Regions from separate parts of the Homo sapiens genome. Here regions 1, 3, 4, 5, 6 and 7 are each linked to region 2. A link is a loop called in an ENCODE intact Hi-C map of the cell type or tissue named here. Cell type or tissue: endothelial cell of umbilical vein. All regions are shown on one strand.

Region 1 (4,000 bases), 160 kb after region 2:
AGATAATACCCAAAGAAGACAATCAAATGACTTAAAACTTATCAATAAAGAGCAAAAAACTGTGCTCTGCTTTGTAAAACATGCACTTTAGGCCAGGTGCAGTGGCTCACACCTGTAATCCCAGCACTTTGGGAGGCCGAGGTGGGCAGATCACTTGAGGTCAGGAGTTTGAGACCAGCCTGGCCAACAAGGTGAAACCCATTCTCTACTAAAAAATACAAAAATTATCTGGGTGTGGTGTTGCATGCCTGTAATCCCAGCTACTCAGGATGCTAAGGCGGGAGAATCCCTTGAACCCGGGAGGTGGAAGCTGCAGTGAGCTGAGATCGCACCACTGCACTCCAGCCTGGGCAACAGAGCAAGACTCTGTCTCTTAAAAAAAAAAATGCACTTTAGGAGTAAATCTTCACAGAGTATCTGAAGAATAGGTGAGAAGAGGTGAGTGATCAGGTCAGGATAGAACCTCCTAGGCCACAACACCTAAAGTCCTGAGTTCTTATGGCCTACCTTTCCTCTGGATTTCTTTAGAATGCTCATGGTTTGTAACTGTCTTGAAAAGAACCATCGTGAATGCACCTCACCTGTTTTCACACTCATCTTTTAAGAATGGATGAGATGATATAAGTGAAGTGATTTGAATTCCTTTACCCCCTCCCCCACAAAAAGCTATGTAAATTCAGTATACTTTTAAATAATCTGTCTCACTTACTGAAAGAAACACAAAACGCACAAAATATGAAAGCTAACACCTGCCCTCCATATATCATCTTCCTATGTCTCCCACCACAACCACAAAACTACTTCCAGAGAACTAAATTTTTATTGACAATGGAAATCAAGGTAAACCCTGGAATTTTTCCTATTCCATTCTAACTTTAATGGTTTAGATGACTACAGACATGTTCTCACAGACCCCACATATCTTTGGATCCTCCTACTAAAGGTAGGGTTAGTAAATGTCCCATCCTTGGGACATAATTTACTCAGTTGATTAAAATACTGGTCTTCGCCAGAGTTGGTTTGGCAGATCTAGCTAAACTGATAGGTTTCCTTTTCTTTCTTTCCCATTTGTGTCTCTCTCACAGATTCTCTCACCATCCAGGAAGAAACCTGTCTAAGCAACGTGGTCATTCTTCCATCAAAGCCATCCTAATAATTGCTCTTCCCAGTGGGAACTGCAAACAGCTACTTTTACATGAAGTTCCCAGAACTTAGTGGTTTCCAAACAATAGTACTACCACTGCTCTTGAAAATAAAAACCTCAGTGAGATCAGGGATGATCTTACCTTCTTAAAATTGTGGTAAAGGTGTTTGTTCACAGGCTAAAGGACCATAGCTCATTCTCTAAGAATTTCACCTGATTCCAACTCTACCACATCTGAGTGGTTTCTTTCTGAGTTTTCTGCCTTCCTAACAATTTTGGGTCTTACTTGATGATACCAACCAAAACCTAATAAGATTTTTCTTGTTCTGTTTCTTCCTGATATGTACTGTTGGTTAGATCAAAGATGAAAAGATTAAAAAGGACAAAGAACCCAAAGAAGAAGTTAAGAGCTTCATGGATCGAAAGAAGGGATTTACAGAAGTTAAGTCGCAGAATGGAGAATTCATGACCCACAAACTTAAACATACTGAGAATACTTTCAGGTAAGAAGTAGCAACTAGTTAATAGAAACTGTGTTCACATGCAAAGAAAAAAAAAAAAAAGTCAGTCTTCCCATCCTGTGCTTCCAGACAGAAACGTGCTAAGCAGGCAGCATGCTTTTGTTGTGAGGTCATTAGCCATTGTCTTAGAGATACTCAGTCAGCAGGTCCAGTTCTTATATCACTAACAGAAGACCAGCAGTCATCGCTCAGACAGGGCTTAGTCTGCTTTTCCCATTATTTTGAAAGGCAGATCATGCTTGGCATCCATGTTTTTGTTCACTGACCTTTTGTGAGATTAGTGTATTAGAAAACATTATAACTGGGATTCATGTCATTCAATGATTCTCTATATGGTCTGACCACCTTCCTAAGAGACCTTTCTCAGTACCATTTTCAAGAATGCATTTTCTAAAGGTTGTAAATAAATATTGCATAAGACTAAGATTGTTTTGTGGCGAAATACTTGGGAAACACTGGATTAAGCTAAATTCCTCAGATTTCTTTACCACATGACTTTGAGAGCCCTTCATGTTCATTTTCATTGGAAGTCTCTAAGAGGGAGTGAGAGGTATGGACCTACTGCTCTATTTTATACAGTTTGGAAAAACTCTCTTGTATAGCTTGAGCTTTCCCCTCAACATAATCCCTTACCCCATCAAACTGAAAATCTGGGCAACTGATTATCAGACAGACGAGACCAGTATATTCAGGTAAATCCTCATTTCTAAATACAGTCGAATCCTGAGAGCTCTCTACCAATTTTGTAGAAGAACTTGAGGTGCAGACACTGGGCTGGCTACGTGATTCCTGTGCTCCTTCCCCACAAAACACTCTCTCCAACCACTGGGGCCAAATTCCAACCTCTGTTTTGTCACTGGTTGCTGTGCCAGATGTGCCGGAGAGGAGTCTTGGGTCCCTGCAATGTGGATTTCCCCGGGCTTGTTCCTTGGCTGCAGGCTTGCCTAGTGACCCTGTTTTTCTGAACACTTCAAATAAGAAAGTCATCAAGCAGGTTTGAGGGAGAAATCTGACATGCTCCTCACACCAAAGCCTTTGTAATATTCAAAAGCAGGCGGAGCTACTAGGGATGGATATTTCAGTCTCATCCAAGAGGCTAAGATGGATAAATACGGTTGCCCCAAAACAATTTTTTTGTACGTAAATTTAAGCAGAAACCTATTCATATTTATCCAAAGGAGAACCTAAAGCTCACAGAAGAAAAGGTGTACATAAAAGATCTAAATAAAATGATGAAGGTGTAAGAAAGGTAGAATCTATAGATATTACTTGGGATTGCCAAGAGAATAGATGTGAAAATTAAGTTTATTGAACATTCATAGAAAATCTACAAAGCGAGTTGATTCAGGTTGGTAAGTTGAGTCTAAAACTTGCTGAAGTGTCTGTAGTTTAATGTTTTAAAGCCCTAGAATAGTGTTAGGTTCATGAAAAGTGTTCAATGAATATTACCTAATATTACTATTTTTTAATAGTTTAAAAGATGTCTTGTAAACATAAGGTTCTTTTAAGGTATAAGTTTTTTGTTAAGAGAAATAACGTTTAAGAAAATCTGTCAGTAGAAAAAAGTCTGTTTAACAATTAGCAAACTTGCCAACAAGCTTCAAAGCTCAAATTAATAATTAACATGCCTATTGTGTAGAAATCCAAAAAGCTGGGTAATTCGAAGAAAGGAATAGTCACAAGAGATGGTGACAAGTTAAGTGCTAAGAACACTTACGTGTGACTCTGGCCTTAATTTTTCTATTTTGGGCAGGAAAAAAAAATACAGGAACAAGCTGCTACCATATTATTTATTTTTGTTTAGCCACCAACGTATGTGAGTTTTAGTTTCAATTAGAAGTTCACGCTGATTGAAGTAGAGAAGTATAGTTTTGCTCCATATACATATAAAATGAGGAGAGAGGAAGAGAGTATCCGCCTAGCCTCTATTTAGGTAAGTTTAGTACCTACCAGCTTCACTGAAAACAAGCTGTGTTCTTAATGGTCAAAGGCCTGATACTCATCTTGACTTACACCTAAGGAAGCCAAGGACGGGGGTAGGGTGGTGGGGGTGGGGTGCGGGGAGAAAGAACTTTATGGAACGATTTCCACATTAAGTGGCACCCTAATGCTGAGGTCATGCACATAGGCAGAGGTGGTGTGAACAAAACTTTTGCTCCTGTTTTGAGCATAGCTGCTTATGTGTGATTTAATTACTGTTCCCTTTGATATCTGCATTTTCTTGTAACTCGTTTTCTCTAAAACATGACATAAAAATCTCAATTCAATGAGCAAGATATAGCGATGCAAATTATACCAAGGGTTTTATAGAAAGTGCAAAATGGTTTTTTGATTT
Region 2 (4,000 bases):
TTCCTATATAAATCTCGTGTATTTTTAGGGCTGTTTACAAATGGCCTCTGGAAAAAGTAAATACTATGAAAGTAAAATTTCCCATGGCAGAGATTCAGCAACATGTATCTTTTTTTTTCCCCCTTCCTTTCTTTTTTAAATTCTTGATTGTTTAAAAAAAGTAAAAGGACAAAGAAAGAAGAATTTTTCAATATCATGGTACACACTACATGAAATTTGTTAAATTATTCTTCAACTATATAGTTCCTCCATGATAAGTGTATTTCAAATACATAAAATAGGTTGTGTGGTCACTCATCTACTATACCCTATATATGAGATATCCAGAATTTATCTATGGAAACATACTATTTTTTTTATCAAAAGACATAACCCAAAAATATTTAGCCATTTATCTTCTAAAAACCAGGCAAAATGCAGGTCCCTGCCGTGTTTCCTGTTGATAATATTTTCCCCATTTGTAGCACAACTTTTCTTTCCTCTGGAAAGCTGGTATTTATTTTATTCATAGATTGCAAAATTATACCCTGATGCTGTTCCACCAAAGGGCATTATTTATACAAGCAGGGAGAGTGTGGTTTAGGATATAAGCAGCAGCGGTAATGGAAAATAGCACTTTCAAACAGGCCTCACTGAGTTATGGAGAATACCACCTGGAGATCATGCACCCGGAACGTCTCTGGACACAGGTCATATCTTTGCACAGACATCACCAATTGCAGCTGTTTTCTGAACTCCTGATGTCTGCCCTACAATATGTTCAAGCCCAGCAGTTTACCAGACTATGTAGTATTATTCTATCTTTCCTTCCTGTCAGATATGGGATGTCCCCATCAGCAAAACTGGCCGTGTTCCGAAAATTTATTTCTAAATCATTTATCTGGGATCAGAAGACATTTTCCCACAGGAACAATTTTATAAACAGTGGTGTTCCACAAATGCCTGCTTGTGCCACAGTGTACCTGAAATGCAACATTGACTGTATGATTCCCACCAACCATTATTTATTCTTTTCTCTGGGAAAGTGCATTCCTCTTGGGATGCCTGAGGCTCATCTCTCCCTCTGCCTGGGAGCCTCAGCTATAGTTTTTTGGGCTGTGCAGCAGTAGCAGTCAGGAAGAGGGGAGGGAAGCAACCTTCCCAAAAAAGAGATGAGTGTAGAGAGTTGATATGGATGCCTCTGGGTAACTTGTTAATGCTGGAAGGCTGAAGAAGGAAACCAACAGTGCGAACTGGCTACTTCCCAACTGTTCTAAAAGAGGCACAAAGGGCAGGGACATTTTCGTAAACAGAGATCATTTCTAAGTCACATCTTCATAAACAGGGAAAGGCATATAGTAAAACCTCCCATTTTTAAAGACCAGTATCTGGACTTGTAATTAGCCAGGAAAAATATTGTGAAACTTCTTGGTCAGTGATGAAACAGTCTCAAACATATAACAATGAGACATAGATCTTGCACCTATCCCCAGGCCTGACAAATAGTAAGTGCTCCAAAAAAAGGGGATTTCAATTTTAATTAAGTACTAATTGAGTGAATTCTGTATTGAAAAGGACAAGACTATGTGTGGGCCAGTTACCTTAATTCTCATTAGCATCTACTAATTCTGACCCTCTTATAGCACACATCCTAACCATGAAGAGTTGGTCGGAGCACTTTCAAGACGTCACCTGAACATTATGTCACCTCTGCGGGATATATGCATCTGTCTACCCCAGCCCAAAGCAGGTGGTGGGTCTCTTCATACCCTCTCTGATGTGCATCAATTTCTAGGAATTTCTAGTACTATCTCCACATCACCAAATCTGAGGAAACAAAAGAGATAAGGAGAGGAAAGTGAAGCCAGTGAGGATATCCAAGCCTGTAGGACCTTAGGTTTATTCTGGCCAGTATTACCTGCTAAAAAAGACCTACGCTTTTGGTTTCCCTTTGGTCACTTATTTTTATAACACATGCAGACGTATTTTGGGGAGGTGTGCCTCTTTCAGGCTAGAATTTAGTCTGCTCAGCAGACCCGGGTCCTGTCTCCTTCAGGTTTTAGAATTGCATAACAATTTAAACTCATTTTGTATGTGCAAGTACTTTGAAAAGAAATATACTATTAAGACTCCCTCTGGTAAGAAGCCTTCCCCACCCCCACGCCCAATAAACTGATCTGTTAACTTTTTGTTTCAGAGACTGTGCTTTCTTTTTATTGCTGCATTTGTGTTCTACAAGACAGCCTCTTTCTCCAAGATTAACATTTCTTATGATTGTTCCTGACAATGGATTCACTTCCAGAGGCCCTGCTAAGGATAACCAAAAAAGGGCATGGAGCAGGCTGGTTTTGGCAGCGTGCACGCAGTTTCAGAGCTTTTTAGGTCTTGGGTTTTCTGATGAGTGATTTCCTGAGCATGCCTAGGGAATGACAGGCATCTCCACAGGCAGGCTGCATCCACCTTGGCTGGGGTGTCGTCATTGGCTGCCTATTAGAAAAACGACAGGACAATGCATACCACCGCCTCCCGACTGTAAACATAGGGGATATGTGTTCACTTAGCATGGACTTCTGGGAGGGGCCAAGGAAGGGCGGTCTGGAGTTTTATTGAATAGAGCAGTGTGTATTCGGCTGCCTGCCTGCCCGCCTGCTTGCTCTCTGGCTGTGCTCCTGCTTAAAGAAATCAGTCCTTCCTTTCCGACTTAGTCCTCGGGAAGAAGTTTCAGACTACAAGGTAAGGCACAGAAGGCTTTCTTTTTTATCTTCTAGAGAGAATCTGGGGACTTTCTCCGGCTTTCAGTCAACATTCCTGGCTAAGGTAGCTGGAGATGCAAGAATGTTCAAGGCAATAAACCATGCAAACTCCCGAGCCTGACTGGGCTTCACTGCCATACGGATATTCCCGGAAGGCAAACAGGATGAGATTTCCAGTTTTGTTTTTAGAATTGGGACAAGAAGAGTGACCATATAGAGACTTACATTTAGGGAACACTGGCAACTTTGATTAGGATAGCCTTTTGTTTAGGACAGCCATATGAGATTATACCTGATATCCAAAGGCCAGTGTTAGCAAGCCTACTGCACCAGACTGCTCACACAGTCTCTTCTGCATCTTTTATTGCCAAAGATTTGAAGAGGTTTTGCTTTAAAAACAAAATCAACAATCCTTTAGGTTGATGAGAAGCCAAAAGGGAATGATTTTTTTAACCAAAGGCTTTTGCGTTATAGTCTGCTGCCAGTATTTAAAACTAGACTTCCAGAGTTGCAAGGAAATACGGTCAGAGATGGAGAGATCACTAGCACCTAGCACTGGTTGGGTTAATGTCACTGATGGGATATTTGCTAAGACAGAAGATGCCTAGGCTGGTCTGTTTCCTATAAAACCTAATAACAAGAGAATGCATGCGCTAGTGGGTGTGTTTTTTTAGAAAGCACATTTAACGTCCTACCAAACTATTTTTTAAGAAATCTTTTTTTCTGTTTGAAAGTGTGCCTGAGTGTGTCTAGAGAATCTAAAGAGATGTCGATTGGCAATGTGTTTCAGAAAGGAAGGAGGCAGGCTTTTATATCTAGATAGACATATTTGGGTGTCTGAAACAGTAGTACAAGGCAGCTAGTTGGTAGTAGCCTGGAATTCCTTTTAGAAAGAGCTGATGGCAAGGGGTGGGGGAATTTTAGTGCTGTGGCAATACATGGTCAAAAAAAGTGGATGAGAACAAAGTGCTTGATATTTATAGATGCCTTCTATTAACAGGACTATGCAGATGGACTTGTAAACTGAAAATCCTTCTAATGTGTTTGTCAAAACCAGACATATACAGCTAGAACCTGAGTGAAGACTAGATGCTATATGGCAAGCAGGGTAAATCTGATGATTTTTTAGTAGTGCTGGCTATTAAAGACTACCAGCTGCAAATGACTGATTCAACTGGATTTTATTCCATGCAATGCGGTAGTTTGGGGTTGAGATTCATTAAATAAAGTTTTCTCTTTGTATTTAGAAGTTTGGGGATAATTTTCTT
Region 3 (4,000 bases), 110 kb after region 2:
TTATTTTTTTGAGACAGAGTCTCATTCTGTCACCCAGGCTAGAGTACACTGGTGTGATCTCGGCTCACTGCAGCCTCCACCTCCCAGGTTCAAGCGATTCTCATGCCTCAGCCTCTGGAGGGGTTACAGGCGCACACCACCATGCCAGGCTAACTTTTGTACTTTTAACAGAGACGGGGTTTCACTATGTTGGCCAGTCTGGTCTGTAACTCCTGACCTCAGGTGATCCTCCTGCCTCTGCCTCCCAAAGTGCTGGGATTACAGGTGTGAGCCCCGACACCCGGCACCATACGTTTATTTCTATCTGTAGATCATAATCAAGTGCTGATCCCAGTCAGAGGTTATTACAAAATATAACAGAACCTAATAAAGTGTTATTATATAATGTAAATAATAAGCACAACACCTAAAGTATCTGAAACACATAATGGATTATTTCTCTAGCAATAGGAGCAATATGCTTTCATCCAGGTCTGACCACCCCCCAAAAAGAAGGAAATCAATATTTTTTAAGACTTTATATGGTATCACTGGAAAAAAATCTGGATTTCATTCCAGCTATAAAAGCCATGTGTAAATTTAATATCCAGATGCAAAAGGTGGACACCCACAAATAAATTTATGATTGTGGAAATATTTAGACACTTTGAACAAGAGTGGTACACACTGAGAATTCTGTGGCTTAGGAACTAATATGCTTCCTTTGAAGATTTGACCTTTTCTTCTGCACTAGAATTATCTCCTGAGTCCTTATAATAATTTCCTTCACAACCTGTACCTATGAACAACAAATCTACATTCTAAAATATATCACTATGGCCTAGATTCAGTTTCTTATGGGTAGAAATCACATTCTTCATGTACACACTTCTTTCCTAGAATTATATAAAGCAGGTATTATTATTATCGTTTTCACCGAGACCAGAACCAGAATTTTGTAGATGTGCACCAGCCACCATTCATTCAAGAAATTGTTAGAGCCCTGCTATTTCCAAGCACCGTTTATTGTTTTAAAGATATGTTTCAAGTTGGAGGGCAGAAAGGAGTTAGAGGCATGATCCTTTTCAGATAGAAACTTTTCAGGAAAAGAAAATAGTCCAGTTGTTTAAAAAACCCTGGATTTTAAAAAGAGCTTAGAGAGTCGGCCTAAGTAATTGGTGCAAGACAGTTTAAACAGAAACAGGGAGTCTCACAGCAAGTTGGCTGGAGGAGCTGACTCATACATTGCAACATAATTATTTCCCAAATAACATGCAAACAAGAGTGGGCTCAAGCTTTCTGGTCTCTCTCTCCCTAACAAGATAAATTAGAAAGAAATAAAGTCAAATCCAGGAAGACTTCATAGAGGTAAGGCCTGGAACTGGTTCTTAAAGAACCACTAGAATTCAGAGAAGCAAAAGGAGTAAGAGTGGGCATAGGACTTACAAAGCAATTCATTTGGAGAAGAAAAAAGAAAAAGCAAAAACCCTGGATATAGCACAAAACTGAATGAATGATCTCTCTAAGAGATGCTATTATCAATGTGAAAATGATGTTAGGATGTGTTAACAGGAACGTGGCAGGAAGCACTGGGACTTCAGCCAGGCCTTGGTCAGCTTTTATTATGTCCAATTTTGGTTTCCCGTTTGAAGAGTTGTTATAGTCAGGCTGATATTAAAAGGATGGAAAATAGGCATTGGCGTCTAGCCTAGAAAAGACGAGACTAAAGGATGACTTAATACCTGTGGCCCTCCTAGAGATAAGTAGGTTTCTATTTCAGCAACAGGAAATCTAGTTCGATAACAGGATAAATTGAGCGTGAGAGTGATTAAACACTGGGACCTTGATCACAGGATGTCACCTACTGAAGTATAGTTCTTTAGCTCTACTGCTTTCAGAGTACTGTTCACTTTCTGTCTTATAATAGAATTTTTGTATACATGTCTTATCTCCCTTTAGGACTGCCCTTCTTATCTTTGCATCCCCCACAGCACTTAGTGCAATGACTTGCTTGTAGTAAACATTCCAATAGTGCTACGCGAAGCAAAGCAAAAAGGAATGTGCTGGGACAAAATAAAACTACATGCTCACCATTATAAGGGCAATAAGACAGTGTCACAACCCAAGCCCCTATTACAGGCCTAGAGACAGATGAGGCAAAGAATAATTAAGAAACGTGTATCAGCACAGGCCATGAAGACGCTGGTGAAGAACCACTGGAAGACTAGGATGAGGAGTAAACTGTGATTTTTCCACAGCAGCTCCTGCATTCAAGATCACAGGACATGACAGAGCAATATAGTTTAAGTGAACACGTTCAACGCCATGGCAGGGGCAGGGGATGGGAGATGCCGTCGTCTATGAGGGGAAAACTATGAGAGGCCAACAGAAAGGAGGAAAGAGATGCTGCCTTTGAATATGTAAACTCCTTTACCTACATTCCTGTTCACCTTGGGGTGGGGGAACAGCTGTCTAGGCAAGATTTTTTGCCTAGTTCTAAGAGTACAGAGCCTATGAATTTCTTCATAAGAAAATTTATCTCCAACAGCCTTTTCAAACGTCCCCTTTGTACTACTCGAACTGTTGCCTCCCTAGTGGTAGATTTCCCTTAGGTTTATGTGTTTCCATAGTAAGTGAATGGCTCTGTGCATGTTATGTGTGTGCATGTGTGCGTATGCATGCATGCGTGTATATGTGTGTGCCTGTGTGTACATGCATGTCTGTATGTGTGTGCATGTGTGCGTATGCATGCATGTGTGTGTATGTGTATGTGCATGTGTGCATATGCATGCATGCGTATATGTGTTTGCCTGTGTGTGCATGTGTGTCTCTATGTGCCTGCGTGTGTATGTGTGTGCATGTGTATGTGTGCGCATGTGTATGTGTGTGCATGTGTGCATATGCATGCATTCGTGTATGTGTGTGTGCCTGTGTGTGCATGTGTGTCTGTATGTGTGTGTATGTGTGTGCATGTGTGTCATAAGCGCATTAGGGCATATGCACAGCACTTCCCACATACCTCTCTTCCCTAGGGAATTGTTTCAAGGTAGAAGCTGTTCTTAAACAACTGCTGCAGACTCTAAAGTCTGGAACAGATCTTGTGGTCCGGTCTCCCACCTCCATGAAGTAAAGTTATTTTTAAAAAATCATATTTTCTTAATAAAGGACCACCCTGTGGTGGGAGCTGTTCCTTTCTATTACAGTCTGACCTCCCTCAAACCTTCCCAGCCCAGAATCTCTTTGATGAAAAATTAAACAATAAAGTGTCCAGAAACAAAGGATACTATGAGTAATCTCAGAATGGCCCAGACTTTCATTTTTCCTAGTAAGAGTCCTGAAGCATCATCAAATTCATGATACCTATTATCTTGCTGAAGGATGACTGGCCCACTTGTTCATGGTGCCAATGAATAGTCATTAGTTCACTTCTCAGAGACACCAGTTCTGGCAGCTGGACACTGGGTACCATTCTCTGCTATGCAGTGAAAGCACACAGGCCTGTAGGTCTCTGCAGGACCAGAACACTGTGCACAAATAACCTTTAGATTGTTATTTCTCAATCCTCTTACCTTGCCTCTCCAGCCCCAGGCACCAGGTCTCAGAGGACTCTTGGAAGCACTTGCCTAGCCCAGCCCTGCTCTCAGCTCATGATTCACTTGTTATCTCTATGCGTCTTCCCGCGTTGCCTGTCTTTCATTGGCCTTTGTGTTCTTCCTCTTCCCAGAGAGTGTCTGAACCAGGTCCAAGACTCACTTCTCTCTTCACTCTTCCCATGTCAGTACCCTACCAGGTAGCATGAGCTATAACACCACTGGGTTTTACTATCACAAACTGAAGACAGACAGCTGCTTCCCAAATGCATGCCCCTAATAACAAAGGAGGGTGCGCGCTGTTTCCCTTTCCCTCTTTTGGCAATTAGGGAAATAGCCTGGTGGACATCCTGTGTACAGCTGGCAATTAGCACACTTTCTGTACATGGATTCTGCACATGAGTGGAAGACTACTAAATTCTTGCTCTCCT
Region 4 (4,000 bases), 58 kb before region 2:
TTCATATAATGATGTATCTGAGATGGGAGCAGAGACAAGTAGTAAAATACAGATGATTTATAAAAGGCTTGTTATGCATTAAAAATGCATAAAACCTGGCCTCAGCTGTTTTAAAATTAGAGTAAATTACTGTACAAATTTCTGTTGCAATCAGAAGACGTTGGCTACTGCTGTTGTTGTGAATAATAAAATTCTTTGTCTCTGACCCAGAAGTCTCATGTCTTATACTGGTTGCTAGTTTTCAAGAAGGGTAAAATCTAAGACCCTTAGCAGTTCTTGACAACTGTTTCTGGAGTTTTTATTTCCCCAAAATATTGTCACTATTGCTTAGATGTCATACCTAGATGAATAACACTTGCCAAATAAATTTTTGAGTCAAGTTGAATGAAATAATTACCTTTTACTGGGAACCTATCAGTGGTTCTCACCCATGCTAGCCTCATGACTACTGTGTACACTATAGAGTATTATCTCCATTTTGCAAATGAAGAAACTGAGGTATAAGGACATTATTTTCCCCAATATCCTACAGCTCACAAATGTTAGAACTAAGGTCTGAAGCTAGTCCAATGTTCTTTCTGCCACTATTGCCTCTTAAAACATTTTAGCTACAGAAATATTAACTTTCAGACCAAATTATGAAGGTCACTGGGAACGGAAAAATGATTGTTTAAAGAGAAAATTTAAGCTTCAGAGAAGAAGGAAAGGGAGAAGTGAAGAATAAATAAGGAAGAAAAAAATAGAAAGAGGAGAGACAAAAAGGGATAAAAAAATATGTCCAAATAACTTTACAGGGCAAATAGAGGGCTGGGGTCCCTACAACAAGAGTTGGGAGCAGAACAGGGTTATGAGGCTCGCCAGAGGAACTTGGTGTAGACCTGTAAAAAGTAGCAGAGCACCCAGGGTGAAGCCTAGGAAGAGCCAAACAGCCAATCTAAATAAAGTACCAATCAGGCAAAGGGCTAGAGTCCAGGGAAATGGGGCAGTCATCATTGTCTCCTAGAAAGAGCAGGCAGAGAACAGCGTCCAGGGAAAGAAACCGGTAGTTTGCGAGGGGGGATAGGAGAGATTTCTCCAAGCACAGGAAGAGTGTAGCTGGGCCCATCAATGGCCATTGTCCGATATGTGTTTGTCCATTTTGTTTTGCTTGGACGTCAACGGCCTTGTGTGTGTGCAAAAAAGAGCTTTTAAGGACCCCAATCTGGTTTGGACAAGGTGACAGAAGCCAAAAGTTACCTTGGTTGAGTCTTAAGGGAATGAATTTTGAGAGTTACCTGTTCAAAAGCCAAAATGTTCAAATCCCGAAATGTTCACATCAATCACCAAAGATGCCCCCGAAATGTTCACATCAATCGCCAAAGATGCCCGCAGTGAGTGTTTGTTTTCTTGTTTGTATCTCTGTTTCAACTCAGTTGTACTTTGAGCTACACAGATCCTTCAAAAGAATAAAAGCTGGGTTTCTTAACCCCCGCTTTGGTTAGCGTGTATGCTTTCAGCACCTATGTTTAGTATTTTTTAGAATGTAGCCTTTGTAAACTTCACCCACTGTATTTTGCTGAAGTCAGACTCACCCTTTGTTCACCAGTAATCAGCAAACATTTGTTAGTGACGACAGTGGCACTCTGGTTAGCCCTCCTCTTTTTTTTTTTTTTTTTTTTCCTTGCAGAGCATAGTTGAAATAATTTGGGAAAGTTTCTCTTCTTCAAGGAGCTGGGAAAGAATGATGAATGGGCCCCTTGTTCTGATGCATCCTTCTATTTCCTGCAGAGGAAAAAACTGACGGCTGCTAATCTCTGTGTGTTCAGGAGCTCTACCTTCCTTCCTAATAAGATCGCTGTTGTAATAAGCATGTGCCATGGAGGTGAAGCAGAGTTTCCCATTATTTATTAGGCCTGAGTCCTCATTAGTAACTTCTTTATAAAATAAACATGAGGCTTTGCAGAAATGGGGAACAAGAGCCTACTTCATACAAAGTACAATGATAAATGTCTCCTGTGGCCCCAGATTCCAACGCTTAACATCTGTGATCTCCCCATCTCCATGGCAACATAAAGTAAATAGTAAAAATAGTCCAAATCCAGGAAAAACACAGCAGGGAATGTCTGTCCTAAAGGAAAACAAACGCTTAACATGCACTCATACATGAGCAAGAGGACCCACATGAAATGTAGCAGTTGGTCAATAGGAAAACAACAGAGAGTGGGGAATGAAGGGTCTTCAAGCTAGCAGACAAGAAATGTCAGATGATTTGAAGAAGTGTTGTCTGCTTTCAGTAGGAGGCCTGAAGGGAACATTGTGTCTTATATTCATGGGCTTGTACAGTGTGTATTTTACATTTTGTACAAATGTGTTTTGAATTATAAGCTTGTCATATTACACTAGATTTAAAGGGAACCATAGATTATAAAAGTAATAGCATCAAACAAAGAGTTGAGAACTGGTGATTTGGTGTTTGCCATGTAACTTCTTAGCAAAGCTGTGGTCTGCCTAACAGACCCTCTGAATCTTCTCCCTACCTGTAGCCCAACAGCCTGGGGCTGTTCCTGATATTCGCTATAGGCCGCTGGAACAGGAGGCTCTGTGGCCTCCCTGTGTCCCCCACAGTTGTGGCAAGAGCAGTGGAGCAGCCCTCTGGAAGAGAAGAATGTTCCCCTTAGGGGTGCAAGAAAATGCCTGGGAATAGGATATTTTCAAGAACGGCGATTTTCAGTTAATTTAATTTTCTGATTAACTGCAGTGACTTTGGGCCTTTCAACTCACTGAGCCTGGTTTAAGTCATCTGCAAAAAAAAAAAAAAAAAGGATGGGGTACTTCATGACCCTGGAGTCCTGCCAGCCTTGGAATTCTGCAATTCTATGAATTGAGCACAAGGCATGATTTTGTTTCAGCCTTTGTGGATTAAAAAACTTAGAATTCCTGGGTTTCTACTATAGTAGAACAGTTTCTACTGTTCTACTGCTGGTTTCTACTGCTATAGTAGAACAGTTTACTGGGTTTACTGTTCTACTATAGCAAAAAATACAACCCCATGGCTGTGTGTGTTTAGGGGAGGTGGGGGGGTGAAGGGTGGATGTGGTTTAGGGGAAAGACCGAGGGGGTCTACAGCCAATCCCAGTGACTAGCTGTGTGACCTCAGGCCAGTTATTCCACCCTTCTTGGCGGTAGTGTCTCCATCTCCATCAATGGAGATGATGGTATTCCTTGCAACATTATTGCTGTAGGAATACTGGTAAATGATCAACATATGGTAACCACAATATCCTATCAGATTTGGAGTCAGTACTTGAAGAATATTTTTCATCACATAGGTAAGACTTGATAGTAGTGGGGTAGCTCGTGCTGTGTAATTTATGGAACGCAGTCTCAATACTTTGTGATGGGGTTTCCGTTTGGCTCTAAGCAAGTGTGACTCTACCCTGAAGATCTATGGTGGGGTTTTTCTTTTCATTCCCTGACTGTAGCTTTTTCCTCTGATGGTTTTTCTCTTTCTTAAAGCTAGAGCACAGCTAAAACATTCTAGTTAAGTGAATATCCTAGAATGGCTGGATCCTAACACGTGGAAGTCTTTACTGTATGATTTGTGCACAGACACCTTGCCGGTTATTCACAGGTCGTGTTCAAATTTAAAGCTCACCAGGAGTCAATAGCCACAAAGATGACTTTGGAGCAGATTCCCTCTCTTCTATTGTTCCTTTCCTCCGGCCAAGTTTCTCTTCTCTTTGCCACTTTTTTCCTCTCTTACCCTTTCACCATTCTCTTTTCTCTTTTCTTCTTCTTCTAATCTTTTGATTTTAGTGTTCTCATCTTTCCAACTTTGTGCTGTGCATTCTGCAGTAGTTCGATTTTGTTTATTTATTTATTTATTTATTTATTTGTTTGTTTGTTTGTTTCTGAGATGGAATCTTCCTCTGTCGCCCAGGCTGGAGTGCAGTGGCACAATCTCAGCTCACTGCACCCTCTGCCTCCCAGGTTCAAGCGATTCTCCTGCCTCAGCCTCCCC
Region 5 (4,000 bases), 65 kb after region 2:
TATGAAAGGAGCTCGTGCAAGCCTGTAGAACACAGCTCTCTTGAAGTCTACCTAGCAAAAAAGGGAGTGGGGAACCTCCATCCCTCTGGGCACTGGATACAAAGGTGATCATGTGCTTCTTTGGCACTTTCATCTCTGGGCAGGGACAGATCCTCATGCTTTCCAGCAAAGGCAGCCCTGTGGGGATCGTTTTTTGGTAAGACCCTGTGTCCAGCACATCTTTCAGCATTGTGTACTCTACGAACAGACATATGAGCCTGAATCCCACATGGACTGAGTAACTTGGAAGTTTCATGATCCCAGAGCACACAGCCATCTCATAAAAGCCTCACACCAGGCTTCTCAAGGGCTCTGCCTGGAACATGCTTCCTTCAGATCTTTACATGGGGGGGCTTCTTCCTAGAAATGTGTTTTTAGCCTAGATGTCTCCTTTTCAGAGAGACTATCCCTCACCATCCAACCTCCAGGGACCCTCAGTGGACCTCTTTACATCCTGCTGTTTTTTATTTGCTCACTCACTATCAGAAATGTATGGTGTCTGAACTCCAGCAGAGTATAAGCTCCATGGAAGCAGAGCCCTTGTACATCACCTTGTGCTGTGTCCTGAAGCAGAGGACTCACTCAGTGAACAAGCAAGTGGGCTCCTGTATCCACCAAATACACCCAGCATGGTGGGTCAGGCCCTGGCTTTGAATACTGGCCTCACCACTAGCTGGGTGAATTCAGGCAAATGACTTCAGCCAAGAAACTTCTCAGTGCTTATCCTAAGATAAGAATATGTATTTTACAAGGTTGTTACAGTCATCAAATGAAATAATGTGTGCAATGTGCTTAGCACAGGGCCTACCACTGAAAAATACTTAACAAACAATAGTTATTATTATTATTTCCATAATGAAAGCAAATCATATTATGAAAAAGTCACAGAGGAATTGTTTTATAAAAATGGTAATGTTGAAATCAGAGACCCTAATTCAACCATGTAAGATAAAATTTTAAATTAATGAAAATCTGGGTCTTCTTGTTAGTTATTTACAATTATTTATTTTTGTAAAGGATCCCTAATTTAACCTTTGCAATGATTCTCTGTTGAAATAAGTTATCATCTCACCCTCTGCTCTTAGTATCCATTTGGAAAATGCCATCTTTCTGAGAATACTTGCAGTAGAAATTTTAAATTAGGATATTAACCATCTCCTGTAAATATATGCTAGCAATGTTTTTCTATTTGTTTAATCTAGAAAGGTGCTAGTTACAGTTTTTCATGCTACTGAATGACTTTAGCTAGAGGTTTCCTGGGGGTTCTAAGAAAATCACTATTCTTAGGGGACTAGAAATCTGATCAAGAGGGAAGAAATTACTTCTTTCTTTTTATTACACCTTGGTTCTCCTATAGTAAATGTTTTCATATAAAACTCATTTCTCCCCATGCCCGAGGAGATGGTTAAATCAAAGGAGCAATAACTAGTGCCTGGCTGTTTGCCACTGGCTGCAATGGGGACTCGGGGAGGAAGACAGGCTCATTTGCCTAACAGGGCCCAGCTCCCTTCCCGTCTTCCTTCATCTTGGGCCTTTTCCTTCCTTACTACCTCCGGTCTAGACTCAGCTTTCCCTGCAGAGACCTTTGGCAACTGCTTCTGAGCCAGGGCAGCCAGCATCTGTGTGTCGGGCACTGCATTAAAAGCTATGGCTTAAAGGGCTCAAGGGAGGAATGGTTCACCCGGGCGTCTATTTGAAGTTGCGAGGTAACTGATGGGAGAGAAAGATCTTAAACAGGGAGTAAGAGCTTTAGCAACTCTCTGGCCCTTAGACCCTAAATCTGAAAATAGAAAGGAAAGAGATTATCTGAAGACAAACTCCACTGTTAGTGACTCTGCCATTCATTTTATGTTTTCTCTTGAAAGCCTTTCTGTCTTTGTCTCACTAACAAGGTAGTTCATGGACATACATAGACACTACAGACCAAAAAAGTTTTCCACTTATAACATTTTCTTCCTTCAGTTTCCCTTTATTCATTCTCAAATTTTGAAATAAAATTACTGAGGGGATTGGGAGCAGTGAAAAAGAAACTTGGCAATTAGATACTATCCCTGGGTTTGTCTTAACTATACCTCCTTCTCCAGAATAATTTATTCAGAATAAATGGATGGACTTTGCGATAACTGTATTTTCCTTAAAATGCAAATGCACAATAGCTATTTCTACCCCTGCCTTACTTCTCCCTTTAGATTCTAACTAACAACAGTACTTGAGGAAGAAATGATATTTGAAAATATATAGTCTGTATTAGCTAAAATTCATTCAACTGAATTATGTTTCCATCCTCCTTTTATTCCAGGTATCATTGGAACATTTCAAGATCATCAAATCAAATTCCACAGGGATTGGTGACCAACCAGAAGGCTCAGACATCTGATTGCTGACCTGTGAGTAAAGTTTATGTTTTATTAATACTTTGGGCTCTGCTCTTAGGAATTACACAGCCTCTGTGCCTGATATTCTAAATTCTTACATCTGAAGATGCACTGTGAGAAACCAGTTTTTCTGCTGTGGCCCTCCTACTTTACTTGCCAGTTAATTAATCAGTTAGAATCTATCAAGTTTTGAAGGATCTATCAAGTCTTTTATCCTGTTTTGTAATCTGATTTTTTTTTTTTGCTTTATTTTTAAATGTTTCCTGCAATGTAATATCTTTCACAAAACAGTCCTGGATCAATCATGAAGTCTTCACTTCCTGTGAAAAATGCTAGTGACTTGAATCAATAAAGACAACATGAGTCAGCCTTCCAAGGTGAATAAGCTCACCTTTGTGCAAACACTGGTGATCTCAGGAGTGCTAAGTACCCCTCACTTTCAACAAATCTCTCTCACCTGGGAGGAAAACTTCTACCAGAACAAGGACCACCTAGGGAGGTGAAAGAGGGGATTTCCACTTTAGAGGATGGAGAAACCAAAGGGCATTTCACTCATTCACAGTTTTGCTGAGCTTGGCTCCAGTAGGTAGAAAAGTTCTTCAGGAGTTCAGCACACCACTCAGGCAATTGTTGTTTCAAAATTCTATCTGTTGCCCCCATGCAAGTTTTCTCAGGCTACCATAGTGAAAATCCACAGACTGGGTGGCTTAAACAACAGAGATTTCTTTTCTCACCATTCTGGAGGGTAGAAGTCTGAGATCAAAGTGTTGGCATGGTGGATTTCTCGAGGCCCTCCTTGCAGATGGCCACCTTCTCCCTGTGTCTTCACGTGGTCCTCTCTCCGGGCACACACCTGTCTGGTGTCTTTCTCTCTGTGCCCAAATTTCCTCTTCTTGTAAAAACACCAGTCATATTGGATTAGGCCCACCCTAAAGACCTCATTTTAACTTAATCACTCTTTGAAGAACTCATCTCCAAATGCGGTTACATTCTGAGATCCTGAAAGTTAGGATTTCAACGTATGAATTTGGGGGAAATACCATTCAGCCCATAATGCTGCCACCATCATTTTCCCTCTCTAATATGCTGACTTTTTGTTTATTGCACGTGGGCTTCCCTCTGTTTCTCCCCTCCTGAACTCTTTTAGCGATTACATTACTCTCAGAGCATCTGCAGTTCTTAGAGTGTATTATAATCATTTGGGTACAGCTCTCATTTCCCTATGACATTCTATAAATTCTGAAATCAGAGAGTGTGCCTTTTACATCTCTCATAGCACTAGAGGAGGTTTTGTATACAGTAGACATTTTGTAATATTTATTAAATGAATGAATGAATGAATGGAAAGAGGATTAGATGCAGCCTCTGAACCTGCAATTTATTTGCTTTAAGACTGTCTCCAAATGATGAGTATTAAAGATGCTTTCTCCTCACTTCCTGCCCCCCAAGACAGGTAGAAATAAGTTAAGGCTGAGGAGAAAAATTGAAAGAAAGGTGTGATTGACTAATAGCAGGAGAGTTACCTTTCTCCCAGAGGTAGGAAATAGTAAATAGCACAAGCATGCCCCAGTTAAGGTGGCCTTTCC
Region 6 (4,000 bases), 92 kb after region 2:
GGCAATGAAGAGGGAAACGGAGCCTGTCTAGGTGAAGGAATGACACCGGCAAAAGTGCAGAAGTGGAAATAAGAATCCTGGTGCAAGAAACCTGTTGAGTGTTTAAGGGAAAATGGATTGGACTGGTATATCTTGGCTGTTCCTATTTGCCATACAAGGAATAGACAGAGACTTAACAAGGGAGTTATGTGCGATGACACTATGCTGGAGAAACTTATCTACAGTGGACTAGAATATGGGGATACCAGCACTGGAAGAGATAGTATGGTAATGAGGGCCTGAATCAGGTCAGTGAGTATGGAAATGAAGAAAGATCAAATATGAGAGTCTTTACAGAGGGAGAATTAGCAAACCTTTTAGGAGAGCAAAGAACTTATAGACGGTTCCAAAGAATATACATCTGAGGAGCTGGAAGGAAAGTCTCTGCTTTGTCCTAAATGGAGGATTTCCTTCTTGAATCGTCAGAGAGGAGCAGTGTTTAATTTCAGGTAGAAACCACATCCAAAAGGGGATTTCCTGCAGGCATGTGGAGATAGGAAATTTCACTCTTTGTTCAAAAAGGGAGAGAAATTATTATTAGAGTAATAAATTTGGGCAGACACAGTATGGTGGTGCTAGTACAAAAGCTGAGGGGATATTCCCAAAAAAGCAAGTGTAGAAAAAGTGAGCGGTCATCAAGGTATAATGGAAGCCATCAAAGAAGACAACGTACCAGGGAGATGGGGGAGAACCAGGGAGAGTATGAGGCCCAATGTTGAGTGGACATGGTGGACATGGAAGTCTTGCGGGCAGTGGCCGGGCTCAGTGAACCACACCTCTTATTCCTTCCAATGCTGTGTTATTTCACCTCAGGTTCTCATGATAGTCTACAAAATATCTTCATCCAACAACTATTTATTAAGCACTAACCAGGTTTAAGTGTGCCAGGATGGGAAAAATAATGGTGGTAAAGAAGTAGACATGGTTCTTGCCTTTATATACCTCACAGCATGCTAGGAAACCAAAGTGTAACAGAATCAGGAAGCAGACAGGCCAGGGTGTAGGGGCAGACCTGATAGAGTTGTGGCTAGAGAGGCTCAGGACTGAGGATGTAGACACTGGGCATCAGGCTAGATTGCCATTGTCAGCTTCTTTCCTTTCCACGTGAACAGGGGGTCAGGGAATCATTGACAGAGGTGTGACAGAACTAAAGTGCTGTGGTTAGAGCCATACTGTCATTAGAGTGAATAAACCCAGTTTCTTCAGGTTCAGGACTTTGCTTAAGAATTGACCGCACGGCTACGTGGTTCGTTCCTTTGACTTTTTTGTTTTGTGTGGAAGAATTTCTCTTCTTTTAATGTCAGATGTAAAAGGAATGTACACAGTAAGTCTTAGTTATGTACCCTGAATAACCTAAAATAAACTTACACAAATTAATCCTAACCTTGTTTAATTTATATTTCTGTCTGTATTACTTCTTTTGGGATATTATATTGTTTTCTTTTCTGTTTTTTATTTCTTCTTTCCTTCCTTTCTTTCTTGCTTCCATTCATTTCCTTCCTTCCTCTCTCTCTCTCTCTCTCGCTCTTTCTTTCTTCTTAAGAGTAGTACTTACATAATTCCTTATACTTGTACTAAGTTTACCTTTCCATGTTTCAAGGTGAGCCTTCTAGTTCTGCTATTCTGAGATTTGGTAAGCCCATGACCACCCTTCAGGATTTTGTAAAATCTGATCATTTATGGGAATAGTGAAAGTCAGGCTTCATGGTTCAGCCAGCTCTGGTGGGAAAGTGCAGGGTGTGTGCAGGAAACAGGTGGCCAGAAGCTGAAATCAAGGCCATCTAAAATCATGGTTTTGATCTGAAGACAAAGAGCACATGAGACCCTGAGCAAGTCCCTCTTCCTTTAGCTCCAGACCTTGGCTTCCTCCTCTAAAATAAGACTAGCCATTTTCTCTGGGGTATTGGTGGTCACTTTAATTTTTTTCTCGCTTTTGGTATTATTGATTTTTCTTTACTACGATCATATGTTACTTTATTTAAAGCCAAATAAAAATGAAGGCAATTTTCTGTTTTGAAAAAAAATAATTCTATGGCCCTATGCAGTATACCTGAGCCCAGATGGGAGAAGACTTAACTTCTCTTTGAATTTAGGGAACTAAAAGAAAGATTTCATCCCTGATCTGGAGGGCAGTTACCAACTACTGGAAATAGAGTGGCTCCAAGGCTCAGAGCTGCAGATTCATTTACTTACTCTCAACACATTTTTACTGGGCATCTATTCCACTACAAGCTCTATTTTGGGTACTGAGAATAGACCCACAGAGTAACAGTGTTGGGAAGTGTGTGCTTAGTGCTTTACAACCTATCTAAAATGAAAAAAAGATCAAGAAATTATACTTTTGTATCCTCAAACATAACATGTACCCCGTATGGGTTCATACTTATTAGAGATGACCCACAGCCTTTGTACACCTGACCCCTGCAGACAGTGTGGGGGATGGGGTATACTACAGAGAAGAGAAAGTCCATTGACTTTCCTTACCCATAAAAGCTTTTCAAATAAAAATACCCTGTTATTTTTATTTAATTAGTATTGAGTCTGATTGCCAGATGCAGTTTTACTTTGAAATGATAAATAATTTAAAACTTGTACTTTTACCCGGTGTTATAACCACAGATTAAAATAAAGCGAATTTTTACACATTTTATTCTTCAGAAACAGACCTTTTCAAAGACTATTTTGCAAGCTAATTGAAGGCTTTGTGCCATGCTGGCTTGCATGTGCTTAGGACTGGCATTTATTCACTGCATCCGAGCTGTCCTGAGACTCTGTCGTCCACATATCTCCTTCTAAGGGTTTTAGCCCAGTTCATTTCAAATAACCTCGACTGCAAACGTAGTGCATCAAAAACGTTCTTCCAGCTGGGCGCAGTGGCTCACGCCTGTAATCCCAGCACTCTGGGAGGCTGAGGTGGGTGGTCAGGAGTTCGAGACCACCCTGGCCAACATGGAGAAACCCCGTCTGTACTAAAAATACAAAAAGTAGCTAGGCATGGTGGTGGGTGCCTGTAATCCCAGCTACTCTGGAGGCTGAGGTAAGGAGAATCGCTTGAACCTGGGAGGCAGAGGGTGCAGTGAGCCGAGATTACGCCACTGCACCCCAGCCTAAGTGACGGAGTGAGACTCGGTCTCAAAAAAAAAAAAAAAAAAAAAAAAACTTCCTTCTTTGTCTTGCCCCTTAGCCTGTGCAACTTTTATGCCATTACCTCGTCCTTCCTTGTCTTCCATTTGGCTTTCTCACTCTGAGTTCTTGAGATAAGGTCTTTAGATTTGGCAAAAAGGAAGGAAGTACTTCATTTTGTCATAAAAAGAAATACAGATGCTGAATACCTACAAAATGCAAGATACTATACCGAACCATAGGAATCAGTGGTCACCAGTAGGGACAGTATCCCAGTAGTCACTAAGCTCCTATTCTAAGGGTATTAGTAACTTTAGAGCAATCGTGACCAAAAGAGGGAGAAAAAAAATTCAGTAGGCAGAATGGAATGAGCAGTAATCAGTGAAAATCCTTAATGCATTGTTTCTAAGCAAAAGGCACTATTTGCTCACATCTCAAATTAAACTGTATTTTAAAAGCAATTACTCATTTGAACAAACAGATAAAAATTTAGTTTTGCTGTTTATTATTCTCCACCAATCTCAGGGGAGTAAAAAGTTAAATAGATACATTCTGGCCGGATGCAATGGCTCACTCCCGTAATCCCAGCATTTTGGGAGGCCAAGGCAGGCAGATCACTTGAGGCCAGGAGTTCGAAACCAGCCTGGCCAACATGGTGAAACCCTGTCTCTACTAAAAATACAAAAAAAAATTCGCTGGGCATAGTGGCTGGTGCCTGTAATCCCAGCTACTCGGGAAGCTGAGGCAGGAGAATCACTTGAACCTGGGAGGCAGAGGTTGCAGTGAGCCACGATCATGCCACTGCACTACAAGCTGGGCGACAGAGCAAAAACAAACA
Region 7 (4,000 bases), 150 kb before region 2:
TTTCATATTGCTTATTCATCAAAGAATAAGCACCTATGCACTTTTGGGGATCCAAAACTACTATGCTAAAATGATTGTCAAGGTCGTGTAGACTTATCCTGAGGTCACACAGCCACTGTAACAGATCATAGGAGTAGACTAAAGTCTCCTGACTCCAGGCCATGCTTGCGTATTATATCACACTACACCACTGAACTGAGTCAATATCAATTATTCAAGTATATGGCATTGCATACCACAAAGAAGGAGAAAAAATACTCTATTTGGATTCAATTGTTTTCTTCTTTACTGATTACTTCATACATAACCTGTTTGTTGAAAGAAGCACATTCTCTATGACTATACATCCTCAATTGTATGTTTAAAAAAATAATTCATACTGTAAGGACACAGTCATTGTGTATGTATACAGCTCAACTTCCTCAGTTGCTAAGGATGAATACTGCTCAGGATTAAACATGAAAAGCAGCTCTAGCTAGAGGCCAAGAAAGAGCTGATTTGTACATCAAAGTCATGGTGTCTAAGAGCTATAAATGGTAAATATGTGATGAAAGAGGTTAAGAGAAAAAAGAGAGGTGTACATGCATGAGGTGAGTCAGGCTGGGGTCTGAAATTCTAAAAGGTGGATATGTTTTGCTGATTTGGGGGTAGTTTTAAAGCAGTCAAGATTTGACTGCTATCTCTGGATTTATCCACCTCCCTTCAGAGTGGGCCTGAGTAGAACTGGATTGGAGTTTCTTTAGTGGTTTGTTTAGTGAAGGTTGTCACATGGTTGAAGGTTTGCTTGTAGCACTGTGGACTCCCATTTGGTCATCAGGTGTTGTACTTGTTTTTTCCAAGATAACCTATACAGCACCTCCTCACTTCCTCCAGTAACAGAGGTGAGCTATGGAGGCAGGGTATATTGGATAGATGCAGCTAGGCTGGGTACAGCAGGGAGCAGTGAAGGGCAAGTGTACATATGTGTCTGTGTGGGTGTGTGTGTGTGTGAAAAGCTAGAGATGAAAGTGACATAATGACAACTCTGGATACCCAAGAATGGGCACAGGACTCTGTCCCACAGCTCCCAGCTGTGATTTGTAGTACAGATCTGCTAGCAAGAGACTACAACCACCTTGCTACTTCAATAGCTTTCTCTGATGTGTGGGTTTGCAGTTAAGATCTTATAGCTCTATTTGACTATAGATGGATTCAGCAAGGAATGATAAAAGATGAGGTAGATACACAGAGAAAAGTAGTGGATGTGGGGAGACCAGTCAGGAGGTTACTGCAGTCAATAAGAAAGGATGGCAACCTGAATAGCAAAAGGGTTATAAGTACAATGAAAACAGATATTTTAAAATTATAAGAAAATACAACATAAAATTTTGGTGCCATAAACTTGAAAATCTAGATGAAATGGCTGATTATACAGAAAACACAAATTAACAAAATTGATTCAAGAAGAGATAAGAAACAGGAATAGACCAGCTAGCAGCAGAGGTCAGGGAAAAGGTGAGGTGGTGAACAGCATATGAAAAGATCTACCCTATAAAACATCTCTAAGCTTGAATGACTATGCAAAAAAAACCCTATCAGACATTCAGAGTGTAGATCATTTCCATGATATCCAAATTATGTCAAAGCATCAAAACCAGGAACTTTTGCAATTCATCTCACAAGGTTAGAATAACCTAGAATTACAATCTAACAGTCATTGAAAATTACAGACCAGGCTCTCAAATAAAAATAGATAAGAAATCCTGAATAAAACATGTAACAATTGAATCTAACAGTATATTTAGAAAATATACTGTGCCCAAGTAGGTTTTTATTTCAGAAATTAAAGAATAGCTAAATATTAAATATTCTATTGTGTAAATACTATATGGTGTAAATACTATTTATTTACATAATATAAAAGAATCAATTAATTAATTTAATTAATAGAATAGAAGATAAAGCAAGCAAAAGATAAAGAGTCAGTAATTAGAGAAGTTGGAGGCTAGAAGTAGCCAGTTTGGGGTCTGGTCAAAATACAGGGAAGATGATTATTCCAAGTAAAGAAGAGGGACAATGAGACAATTAAAGTACCACAAGATGTTAAGATCTCTAAGGAGATCTCAGTTGTCCAATAGACATTTGAGGTGGATGCTGAGTGTGGGCTTTTGGCCACAGACACCTCTGAGGAGGCAATCTGTCCATCACTCACTTGGTGACCATGGGCCATTTAATTCAAATCTCTGTGACCCTAAATTCTCACCTAAAAATATGAGGCTAATGTGATGTAGTATATCTTTCAGGGTTGTTGTGAGGACTAAACGAGATAATGAGAACTAAGTAGTTAGCACAGAACCTGGCACATAATAAATTATGGTAGCTGCTATCTTGATTATTAATGTATTTTTTTAAACTGAGACCGGATTGACAACCCCTTCATATGTGCTTTCTTCTCTGACCACCAGAGAGCAGACCAACATTACCCTTCCAGAACGAGCAAATACCTCAGGTTCCACAGCCTGAGAGTTCAGAATGTTTTCGGTAAGCTGCTCTTCTATAAATTTTGTCAGAAGAGCAAACTAACCTTTGTGAAAGGCATAGCAAAATGTCTGCTTTCTTCTTTATATTTTAGTTGAGAAAGGACTGGGATGTAAGTTAAATAGTCACTGAATATGAAATTACATGTAAATATCGAGATACACCATATCTGGCATTAGGAATCAAGATGATAACTTGATGTATTACTTTTCTTTTTGCTTTACATTGTAGGACACTTTTTGAAGTGCTATTATATAGATATAATAGGTATAAATATAATAGATGTAAATATTCCATTTTATCTTCACAATAACAGTGTGAACTACACAGGCCAGAGCACGTTGTTCCAATTTAACTGGTGTGAAAACTGAGGCTTATTAGAGTTTAGTGGCTCATCTAAAGACACACATATATTTGGTGTCACAATCTGAACTTCACCGGATCCGAAGACCACAGCACATACAGGAGTGCTCTTTTGGTTCTCTTTCCCTCCTTCTCTCCCTTCCTGTGTCCTTCCTGCCCTTCTTTTCTTGCTTCCCTCTTTATATTTTCTTTCCTTTCCCCTAGCTCCCCCCTACTTTTTCTTCACTTCCTTCTTCATTATGCAATATTCCACACATATATATGATCTAAATAAAATGAATGTGATTAACCCACCATTCAGCTAAGAAATATTACCAGTATCTCTGAAGCCCAACTGCACACCATACCCAACCTGTAACCTGGATTTTGTAATAATTTTCCTTTTCGTTCTAGTTGTATCATCTTATCACTTATGCATCCCTACAAATATATACATTATTTATTTGCATATTGTTGGACTTTATGTAAATGAAATCATTCTCTCTCTTTTTTTTTTTTTGCTCAAAATTATGTATCTGAGATTTATCCGTGTTGATGTGTATAGCTGTGGTTCATTCATTTTCACAGCTTACAGTACTCCATTTTATTCATCTGTTCTCTTACTACTGGGCTTTTGGGTGATTTTCAGTTTTGTGCTATCATAAACAAAGCTGTATATGACTCTTGCTGTACATATGCCAAACTTTCTCCAAGGTATTCACCTAGGAATGAAATTACTGGTTCATGAAGTGTACTTACCTACAACTTTACAGCTAATGCCGAATTGTTTTCCAAATTAGTTTTACCAATTCCTATGAGCTTATTACTTTGCATTCTCACCAACATGAAATTGTCAGAAATTTTAGCCAATTTCACACCTAATGCTCAGATTTTGGTTTTCAAACACCATTCTGCAATAAAAGGAACCAGCTTCCTTGGAGAAATAGCTGATTCCAGGGCTAGGGCAAGTAATAAACAAGATGATCTTGGAATATCTTGTAGTGCCAGAGAGTAAGAAAATGCTCCACGAAACAAAAACAAACAAAAACACAGCAGCCAATCACTAAGGAGCTCCTAATTGCCAAACCTGGAACAATCAGAGCAGCAAAATAAATACAGTGTACCCTAGAACAACATGGGT

What was found. A loop is a pair of places that touch in the nucleus more often than their neighbours do. Peaks named below come from ENCODE experiments on the same cell type or tissue, not always from the same donor. Only the 100,000 strongest peaks of a DNase experiment are listed, where the experiment ranks them.
Region 1: a loop joins it to region 2, with 2.7 times the contacts of the local background. A loop is called at or near these places in 36 of 110 quality-filtered maps.
Region 3: it touches region 2 in a loop (2.9-fold over the local background); 23 of 110 quality-filtered maps call a loop at or near these places.
Region 4: a loop joins it to region 2, with 4 times the contacts of the local background. A loop is called at or near these places in 13 of 110 quality-filtered maps.
Region 5: a loop joins it to region 2, with 3 times the contacts of the local background. A loop is called at or near these places in 18 of 110 quality-filtered maps.
Region 6: it touches region 2 in a loop (4-fold over the local background); 12 of 110 quality-filtered maps call a loop at or near these places.
Region 7: it touches region 2 in a loop (6-fold over the local background); 9 of 110 quality-filtered maps call a loop at or near these places.

Annotation. Positions count from the first base shown.
Region 1 is chr7:134,939,591-134,943,590 of GRCh38, forward strand. CALD1 (caldesmon 1) reads left to right here. Exons shown (of 15, transcript NM_033138.4): 7 at 1,502-1,647. Among named protein-coding and RNA genes, the nearest start is that of AGBL3, 45 kb to the right of the region's middle. In endothelial cell of umbilical vein, no CTCF peak of the experiment used is centred here; a DNase peak (open chromatin) is centred at 1,781; H3K27ac peaks cover 1,628 bases.
Region 2 is chr7:134,777,038-134,781,037 of GRCh38, forward strand. It overlaps CALD1 (caldesmon 1), which reads left to right and starts at 2,597. Exons shown (of 15, transcript NM_033138.4): 1 at 2,597-2,712. All of the region lies in intron 1 of LOC124901750 (a long non-coding RNA gene), which reads right to left. In endothelial cell of umbilical vein, no CTCF peak of the experiment used is centred here; DNase peaks (open chromatin) are centred at 704, 864, 1,304 and 2,454; H3K4me3 peaks cover 1,686 bases; H3K27ac peaks cover 3,532 bases.
Region 3 is chr7:134,884,947-134,888,946 of GRCh38, forward strand. The region is part of intron 3 of CALD1 (caldesmon 1); the gene reads left to right. Among named protein-coding and RNA genes, the nearest start is that of AGBL3, 100 kb to the right of the region's middle. In endothelial cell of umbilical vein, no CTCF peak of the experiment used is centred here; a DNase peak (open chromatin) is centred at 1,645; H3K27ac peaks cover 1,629 bases.
Region 4 is chr7:134,718,547-134,722,546 of GRCh38, forward strand. The region is part of intron 1 of LOC124901750 (a long non-coding RNA gene); the gene reads right to left. It also overlaps a transcript of CALD1 not described here. Among named protein-coding and RNA genes, the nearest start is that of CALD1, 59 kb to the right of the region's middle. In endothelial cell of umbilical vein, no CTCF peak of the experiment used is centred here; a DNase peak (open chromatin) is centred at 1,825; H3K27ac peaks cover 1,522 bases.
Region 5 is chr7:134,841,546-134,845,545 of GRCh38, forward strand. CALD1 (caldesmon 1) reads left to right here. Exons shown (of 15, transcript NM_033138.4): 2 at 2,339-2,426. It overlaps LOC124901750 (a long non-coding RNA gene), which reads right to left and starts at 2,339. Exons shown (of 2, transcript XR_007060537.1): 1 at 1-2,339. RefSeq lists an enhancer at 3,460-4,000. In endothelial cell of umbilical vein, no CTCF peak of the experiment used is centred here; a DNase peak (open chromatin) is centred at 1,526; H3K27ac peaks cover 1,589 bases.
Region 6 is chr7:134,869,185-134,873,184 of GRCh38, forward strand. All of the region lies in intron 3 of CALD1 (caldesmon 1), which reads left to right. Among named protein-coding and RNA genes, the nearest start is that of CALD1, 92 kb to the left of the region's middle. In endothelial cell of umbilical vein, no CTCF peak of the experiment used is centred here; a DNase peak (open chromatin) is centred at 1,807.
Region 7 is chr7:134,630,699-134,634,698 of GRCh38, forward strand. The region is part of intron 1 of LOC124901750 (a long non-coding RNA gene); the gene reads right to left. Among named protein-coding and RNA genes, the nearest start is that of BPGM, 14 kb to the right of the region's middle. In endothelial cell of umbilical vein, a CTCF peak has its summit at 2,408 (motif pointing right); DNase peaks (open chromatin) are centred at 333 and 2,463; H3K27ac peaks cover 1,809 bases.